Regions from separate parts of the Homo sapiens genome. Here region 2 is linked to region 1. Evidence: read pairs that join two places in POLR2A ChIA-PET (ENCODE). Cell type or tissue: IMR-90. All regions are shown on one strand. Each heading gives the region's core, and the rest is flanking DNA. Links, peaks and the distances in the headings are about the cores only.

The links. ChIA-PET counts read pairs that join two places held together with the same protein. Peaks named below come from ENCODE experiments on the same cell type or tissue, not always from the same donor. Only the 100,000 strongest peaks of a DNase experiment are listed, where the experiment ranks them.
Region 2: POLR2A ChIA-PET joins it to region 1 with 20 read pairs; 2 of 35 experiments call an interaction of 5 or more read pairs at or near these places.

What each region holds. Positions count from the first base shown.
Region 1 is chr11:10,570,925-10,574,969 of GRCh38, reverse strand. IRAG1 (inositol 1,4,5-triphosphate receptor associated 1) reads left to right here. Exons shown (of 21, transcript NM_130385.4): 21 at 1-1,875. All of the region lies in intron 1 of IRAG1-AS1 (IRAG1 antisense RNA 1), which reads right to left. Among named protein-coding and RNA genes, the nearest start is that of LYVE1, 4.3 kb to the right of the region's middle. In IMR-90, for the core only: no CTCF peak of the experiment used is centred there; no DNase peak of the experiment used is centred there.
Region 2 is chr11:10,378,007-10,382,051 of GRCh38, reverse strand. All of the region lies in intron 2 of CAND1.11 (a long non-coding RNA gene), which reads right to left. Among named protein-coding and RNA genes, the nearest start is that of CAND1.11, 72 kb to the right of the region's middle. In IMR-90, for the core only: no CTCF peak of the experiment used is centred there; a DNase peak (open chromatin) is centred at 2,431; H3K27ac peaks cover 1,144 bases.

The DNA.
Region 1 (4,045 bases), core at 590-3,089:
GTCCTGAAGAAAAAGAAAAAAAAATACGAAGTGGATATTACCCTTCCCATTTTCAAATAAGGAAACTGAAGCACAAAAAGAACAAGTAACTTGACAAGGACACCCCGGTAGTAAATCATGGGGCTGGAGCTCAACCCCAGGGTAGGCTGGCTCCAGAGCTGTGCTCTCCTTGACTCTTCTGATGGTCTCCTAGCTGGAAGCCTCACATTTCAGTCTCATTCCCCCAAGTGGCCCATCAGCTACTCCATCTCTGGCTCCCCAACTAAACAGTTTCTCTCATAGTGCTGGACCTCCACTCACTAGTTTTTTTTCCAGCTGTTCTTCTCTTTTCTTCAGGTCACTCTTCTCGACCGAGTGCAAAAATTATCCCCTCCATACCAGCTTTGATGACCTTCCTTCCATACTCCTCACCAGACACAACATAATAGGTCACACACTCCTCTGTGCTTTCTGGCACGTTTTAAACATTATTATTATTGACCTTTACCTATAGTATACCATGGCCTATTTATGTATCCATCTCCCCTAGCATTTTTCCTCAAAGACAAGAACCATGTCTTACCCATCTCTTGGGTAAGTGCCTAGCATGGTGGCTGACGCTTGGGAGGGTGTCATTAAATGTTGCTCAAAAGAACAAGCAAACATTTAAGGTGGTGGAGAGCAGCCTGGGGACAGCTGACATGCTGCATGCTTCTCAGTACCAGCACCATCACAATGCAAAAAGCAACATCTTTCTTAACCTCAGCTTATTCTGTTTTTCAGTCTACTCTGTGAGAGAGCAGGAATGAGACCAGACTAGCAACACCATTGCCAAGCTCAAGGACTGGGCTCAATGCAGTCACTCCTTCAGAGAGACCCCCCACCCCAAGCATGCCCCACTTTAAAATAGCATGTTTATTGAAGGGGGCATCCTTTACAGTAGCTAGAAAATGACTGAGGCCCAAGCCAGGGTTGATCAAGGATGTGCCATTAAGGTAAAGAGTTACAGAGCAGGGCAGAGGGACTCTGGGGGCAGAAGTGGATGATTTGCCCGGCCTCTTCCAGGGGGTCTGGATACAACTGAAGGAGCTTTAGCTACATGAGGCCCTCAGAGCCAAAGACAGGATGCAAATAGAGTTCTAGAGAGTGGCCGTGGAAGCAGAACTCCAGGTGGGGAATGTTCAATCTCTGCCTCCCTTAAAGCAGGGCCAGGCTCAGCTGGCCCCATTGTTCACTTGGTCACAAGTTTCCTACCTTTGTTTCTGGATGAGTCAAAGGCCAGGAAGGCAGTTATGGAGAGCTCCTGCACCTCCAGCTGCCCCACAGAAAAGCCTGCAAGAGTACTTCCAGGCACAGGCCCTCTCCCACCCTATTCCATTTGTAAGCAAGGGAGGTCGAGGAAAAGGACATCTCCAAAAGGGAGCATAAGAATAGCCATATATACAGGGGCTGAAAAAGTGCTCATGAGTCCATCTTTTCTGGAAAGCAAAGACCAGCCTGAAGCAGTGGGAGCTGCTGCCCAAGCGGTAGTGAACTGGAGAGAAACAGGCCCTGGATTTTCAGTGAGGATGTGGATCTGAAGAGTCCCCCAAATGCCTCTGAAGTCTGACATCTCTGCTTAGCCCTAGGAGTCTGGTTCCCTGCCTTCAGTTGCAGAGTGATGTGTTTGTGTCATTGTTGATGTCACCTCCTAAAAAGACCTTCACTTTCTGGCTGCCACAAAGCCATATGTGTTGCTCCCCATATACAGCCTGACAGAGTAAATGGAGAGGAAGTGCTGGATTTGTGTATCACTGGCTATCAGTTCCTCATGTTGTTAAGCCTCACACAGGTGTGCTAGCATTGAACTGTAGAGTGTCACATACCTGAGTTTGAAAATAAAAGCACATTTCCAAACCTCTGGCAGCAGCCAAATGCCTCCTCATTTTATGGAGTTGAATTACAGTCTTACCCCAACCCAGAATTAGATGCCTTTGGATATATTAGTGCATTCCAGAACCAAGTCAGAGGTCCCCAACCCTTGGTCGTTATACTATGGGCTACCTCACAGGGGCTGGATCAGTTCCTCCTCTTCCCTTCCCCATTCCTGATCCTGGTTTCCTGTATCTTCCTGGTCTATGATTTTTTTAATTAACACAGTTTGCTGTGATTGAGTCTGCTGAGTTTTTAACCAACCTGATTTCCACAGCTGAACTATTTTTGTCTTTCTTACAGCTAGCTGCAGGGGAATGTGGACTTTCCAAATCTAGTTCCCTAAAAATAAACTCTCCTGCCCAATACTTCACACCTTTTTTTACTCCCTTCTCTGCCTACCAAAGCCAGAGGATTCAGATGAGAACACTGAGACCCGAGAAAATGGCAGAACCACTAGACGGAAGCTGGGTCTTTGAATGAGCACTCCCAGTATTGAACTGTGACATGAATAAGAAATAAGATTTTAGTATATTAAGCCACAGAGATTCCAGGATGTTTATAGCAGTTAGCCTACCCTAATGCATACATTTGAACCAGAAATTGTGTACTTTAATAGCAAAATTCCAAAATATGAGGTTCTAGCTTACCAGTTACATGGCAAGAAACAAAACTGCTAGAAAGATGGTAAGATAGTAAAGTCTTACCTGTGATAACTTGGAAAGCATCTCATGGTTAGCCTATTTATAAGTGGTGGAAAGAATCAGCGTTGGGGTATGGAAACTTCTCTTGGCTGCCTTTGGCAAGGTATGGCAGGAGAAATAATTGGCTATGTGGGAGCAAAAATGAAAAAGAATATAGAGTATTCAGAAATGTGAAAGATTGAAGGGTGAGAAAACCTGACCACTTCTAAATCCCAGACAGACTAAAAAGAGCTTTGAGTGGGAGCCAATAAAATTTCTCAGTTGAACAGATCGACTCAGCCTTATGGCAAAGGCTAGATTAAGGATGTGGCCCTTTGTGAGTTCAAATGAACTTAGTGTATTCACCACTAAATTTGAGGGGTATGGTGCTGAGAAACAGGAAATACTTCTTGAGAATTATGACTGGGAAAGGATTTGGGGTATGATTATTGGCACATGGAAGCAGAAATCTAACTTTGTGAGGGAATTTACAAAGAAACACAAGCCAGGACTAAAAACCCCTTTCATTGTTCAGGTGAGGAAACAGCTTTGAGGAGGAAAGAAAATATATCAGAGAGATACCTGCACCCTCATGTTTATTGCAGCAGTATTCACAATCGCCAAGATATGGTATTAAAATGTGTCCAGCAACAGATGAGTGGATAAAGAAAACATGGTGTACATACACAACGGAATAGTATTCAGCCGTAAAAAATGAAATCCTGGCATTCACAGCAACATAGATGGAAATGGAGGTCATTATGTGAAGTAAAATAAGCCATGAACAGAAAGTTAACACCACATGTTCTAATTCATGGAAGCTAACAAAAGATCTCATGGAAGTAAAAAACAGAATAGAGGATACTAGTGGCTGGAAAGGGAAGAGAGGAGGAAAAGACAGATTTGTTAAAGGACATAAAATTAGGAGGAACAAGTTATAGTGTTTTATGGCACTATAGGATGACTATAGATAACAATAACATATTTTCAAATAGCTGGAAGAGAAGATATTGAACACCCCCAACACAAAGGATAAATGTTTCAGATGATGGATATGCTAATTAGCCTGATCTGATCACTACATCTTGTTTGTATGGAAACATCAAAATGTACATGTGTATAATTATGTATTGATTAAAAATAAAATTTTTTTAAAATTAAGAAAACTTTTGGGATCTTAGCTTATGCCGGCAGGAAGCAGACTGCAAAAGCTGTGCTATTCCCAAGGAAGGCATACTCCCTAATATCCACTTCAAATGTGGACAAGCAAGATTATATGCAAATGAATCTCCCAGAGGGATGCAAAGGGCCGCAGAAAACAGTGGATGTGGAAGTTTCTCTCAGAAAGCAGATCAGAATCAAATCAAGGTTAAGTGACTGTGGAAGGCAGAATTTCTAGAATAGCCCTCCAAAGATGTCCCACCCTAATCCCTGGAGCCTTTGAATAGGAGCTCCAGGGGTATGGAGCTTTG
Region 2 (4,045 bases), core at 1,045-3,544, 190 kb after region 1:
TAGCTTTATGGTATATTTTGATATCTAATAGGGAAAATTCTTCACTATTGTTCTTTTTCAAAATGTTCTTGGCTAGACTTCTGCATTTTTTCTTCCAGATGAACTTAAGAATTTGTGGTCAAGTTGCATAAAAAGTTCAGAACCCATCAAATACTTTGTTTCTAAATGTTTCTCCTTTTCTAGTTACTGATCTATTTCTCCTTCTCCCCATCCCACCTCCTTTAAGCAGTACATGTGGTCATCAGCAAGGCACTCCCAAAATTCTAAGAAGTAAAAATTTTAAACCCCCACATTATAAATAAAACTAGAACATGTAGAAAGCAATAATCATAGACTATTCTGGGGTAAGAAGTAGGAAGCACAGAACCTAATTGATTCAGTTTAACAAACTTATTTTAAAGAATAAAGAGGCTGGGTACAGTGGCTCACACCTGTAATCCCAGCACTTTGGGAGGCTGAGGTAGGATGATCACTTGAACCCAGTAGTTAAAGACCAGCCTGGGCAACATAGTGAGACCCATCTCTACAAAAAATAAAAATAAAAAAATTACCCTGGCATGGTGGCACACAACTATAGTCCCAGCTACTTGGGAGACTGAGGTAGGGAGATCGCTTGAGCCCAGGAGGTTGAGACTGCAGTGAGCCATGATCACACCACTATGCTCCAGCCTGGGTGACAGAGTGAGACCTGGTCTCAAAAAAAATAAATAAAGAGAATTGACTAATCATAAAGGGTCAATGATACAAGCACAGAAAAAAAAGGGATGAGCTTTTTTAAGCAAAGTCAATTCATGACTGCCCACAATACAGGGATGGGCAAATATGCGACTTGTGCCCTTCTTATGTCCCCTCAGCACTATCCATTTCAGACCCACCAGCCCAACTTCTAACCACCACATCTGTTGCTCTTGACTGAAGCTCTGGCCACCAGAGCTCGTTCTTCCCATGTACGCAGTAGGAAGGATGTGTTGGCAAATTAGCCACCCAATCCACTCCCTGGTCAGGAGTATCACTCAGCCAATGACTTATGAGAGTTGGTGCATAAAGACCCAGATCTCCAGCCGAGCACAGTGGCTCATGCCTGTAATCCCAGCACATTGGGAGGCCAAGGTGGGCAGATTATCTGAGGTCCAGAGTTCAAGACCAGCCTGGCCAACATGGTGAAACCCCATCTCTATTAAAAATACAAAAATTAGCTGGGTGTGGTGGTGCATGCCTGTAATCCCAGCTACTCGGGAGGCTGAGGCAGGAGAATCGCTTGAACCCAGGAGGCAGAGGTTGCAGTGAGCTGAGATCACACCACTGGACTCCAGCCTGGGCAACAGAGTGAGACTCTGTTTCAAAGAAAAAAAAAAAGACCCAGATCTCTGGACCCTAGGTTGGATTAACATGGGGATGCATATTGTACACTGTCTCCCAGAGTCTTCAGTGAGGCTAAGCTTCAGTTACCCACAGTGGTATCTTGTTTGATAACACATCTGTATTGGCTTCCTTCCTTTCCCTGTTTCATTTCACTCTGCTACCACTGTTTCCTGGAACCACTTTCCAATTAAACCATTTGCACTCAAATCCTTGTTTCAGGGCCTGCTTCTGGAGGAACCCAAACAAAGAGGGGCAGTCTCCTGACCCAAGGCCTTAACCTACCCAGCTTCAAAGGAAGTCCTTCCCCCATCCCAGGCATGGGGGTAACAGCTGATTAGAACCTGTTGCCATCAACAGGTTGCACCATCATGAAACGATCACCCCTAAATCTGATTCCAAGCTCACCAAGCAATCTTCTGAGGATGACCTGGTTTCCCAGATGGCTTTCCATTAAAAAAGAGGGGATGCTGACAAGAGGCAGCAAATGCCCAGTCCCCAAGTGGTTTTGCTTCTCATCGCCAACAAATGTTTAGCAAGTAGTTTACACAGTAAGCACTTGCAAGCTCAGACAATGAAACCCTATTCTGAGTGAGATAGAGCCACTCTCAGTGTTGATAAACATGTGTTTCCAAGCCTACCAAGATGAGAACCAGGCTCTGGGCCAAGGAGACTTTCCACCCTAAAAGCTGATTCATAAAGAGCCTAATGGAAGTCAACCAGCCTCACCTGCCAGCACCTGACCTGGCCACATACCTTCTTACAGGCTCTGGTGGCAGTGTTCCACTTCTGTTAAGGGAAGCAATAACAGATGGCTTCACAATTTTTCAAACCTTTATGCTCCCTTTTTTATGCTTCCTCCTTTTACTAGAGGAAAATCTGTGCACCCTCTAGTACTTTAGTTCCCAGGGCATTCACAATGCCAGGATCTCCATTTCCTGTTAGACTTCTCTCTTCTACCTGAGTCATTCTAGACTGCTGGTTATGAGCAAGAGAAGCATAACTCTGGATTTTCTGGGACAATTCAGATTCCAAATATGCTGAACTTTAGCCTTAAACTATTAAAATATCCATGGAATTCTAAGATTTCTCTGTCCAACTAACCTCTCCCATATTGCATTAATACTGGGAAATAGCCCAAAACAATTTTTGTAAGACGATGTGTTCTTGATGTTGGTTTGGTTCTGAAAATCTTGTTATAAAAGATTCCTGAGCTGTGATACACACCCATCCTTGAGCTGTTTCTAATTCAATTACTCAGGCTCTTATATTTAGCCAAAGGTCCTTTATTTGGACCAACTCATTCCTTTATATACATTGGGTATCTTAAATAATGAAATCTCTTAAATTGGAGCTCCTTAAACCAAAGTGAATTTTTTAAGAAAGAAAGAAGAACAAGAGAAAGACAAGCCAGTGTTCCCAGAACACCAGTGGCCCAGGGGCCCCATTGAGATGGGGAGATTCTGGTGGCTGATGGGGAGCTGTCCACTAGGGAGGTGCTGACAATTTCCTGGAATTTATATGGGGACCGTCCTCAAGAGTTGTGAAAGAGTCCACTCCACACTCCTACCACCACCACATTCCCCAGAAAAAAAAAAAAAAAAAAGTAAAATATTGGAGGGTTTATGGAAACATAGGCCATGCCCCCAAGTTGGAGTGGGAAAGACAAGAATTGGCCCCCAGAGCTTTCTGAATCTTCTCCACTTCGCTGAAATCCAGACACAATATCTGTCAGGACTCCTTTACTCTGATTCTAAACATTCTGTGTGATGGATGCTATAGATGCCTCCAGGGAGGTCTTGAAGTCCCTACAGATGCTAATTCTGGCAGATCCAATAGGAAAAACAAGACTAGCTGCTGAAGAGGGGGAGGTTGCAGTCCCAATCCCCCTCCTATGCCCTAACATTGCCTTCCTTCCCCCTTTCTGTACTGAGAATAAGGGCCTGAAGCCCTACCACCTTTCCTTAATCACAGGGCTTGGGGAAAAATACTGAATGCCTTTGAGGGGACAACTGATTGCCTTTGCTGTGTGTGGCAGGCTGCTGACTCTAAACAAGCCACTCTTCCGCCCTAGGCTTGCTCTCCTCCTACGTAAGATGAGAAATGCCTGGACTCGCAACCCTTTTGCTGTCTCACTGTCCTCTGGCCATCTTTCCTCCTCTCCTCAGTTGTATGTTTCCATGCCAGGGTATCCACAGCCTCCTTGCAAAGAATTTCCACCACTCAAGTTCCCCAGCACTAAGGACCCCCGAGCTCTGGAAGCAAAATCCTCTGGAACAATCATGGGTATTAGGGTATCAGAAGAACCTGAAAGCCTTGGTCCTGGAGTATATAGGGTGAGGGAGAGTGGGAAAAGCAAGGAAATCCCCAATTGTTGGGGGGAAATCCAGGAGCACTGTCTCCCTCTGTTTTTTTAAGATAATAATTTATTTTTATAAACATGATACATACTTATTATAAAAAATTCAAACAATATTGTAGAACACAAAGAAAATATTTAAAAATCTTCAATATCCCACCACCACCAAATAACCATGGCTGACACAAGTGAACATTGTTGCAGATGTCACTCTCCTTATGTGTACAGAGAGAAGGATGGATAGGTAACTAAGAAGGGAGAGTGAATGGATGTATGGATAGTTGACTACAAAAAGTGGTTTAGAAAGAGATCACACTTTACATGCTA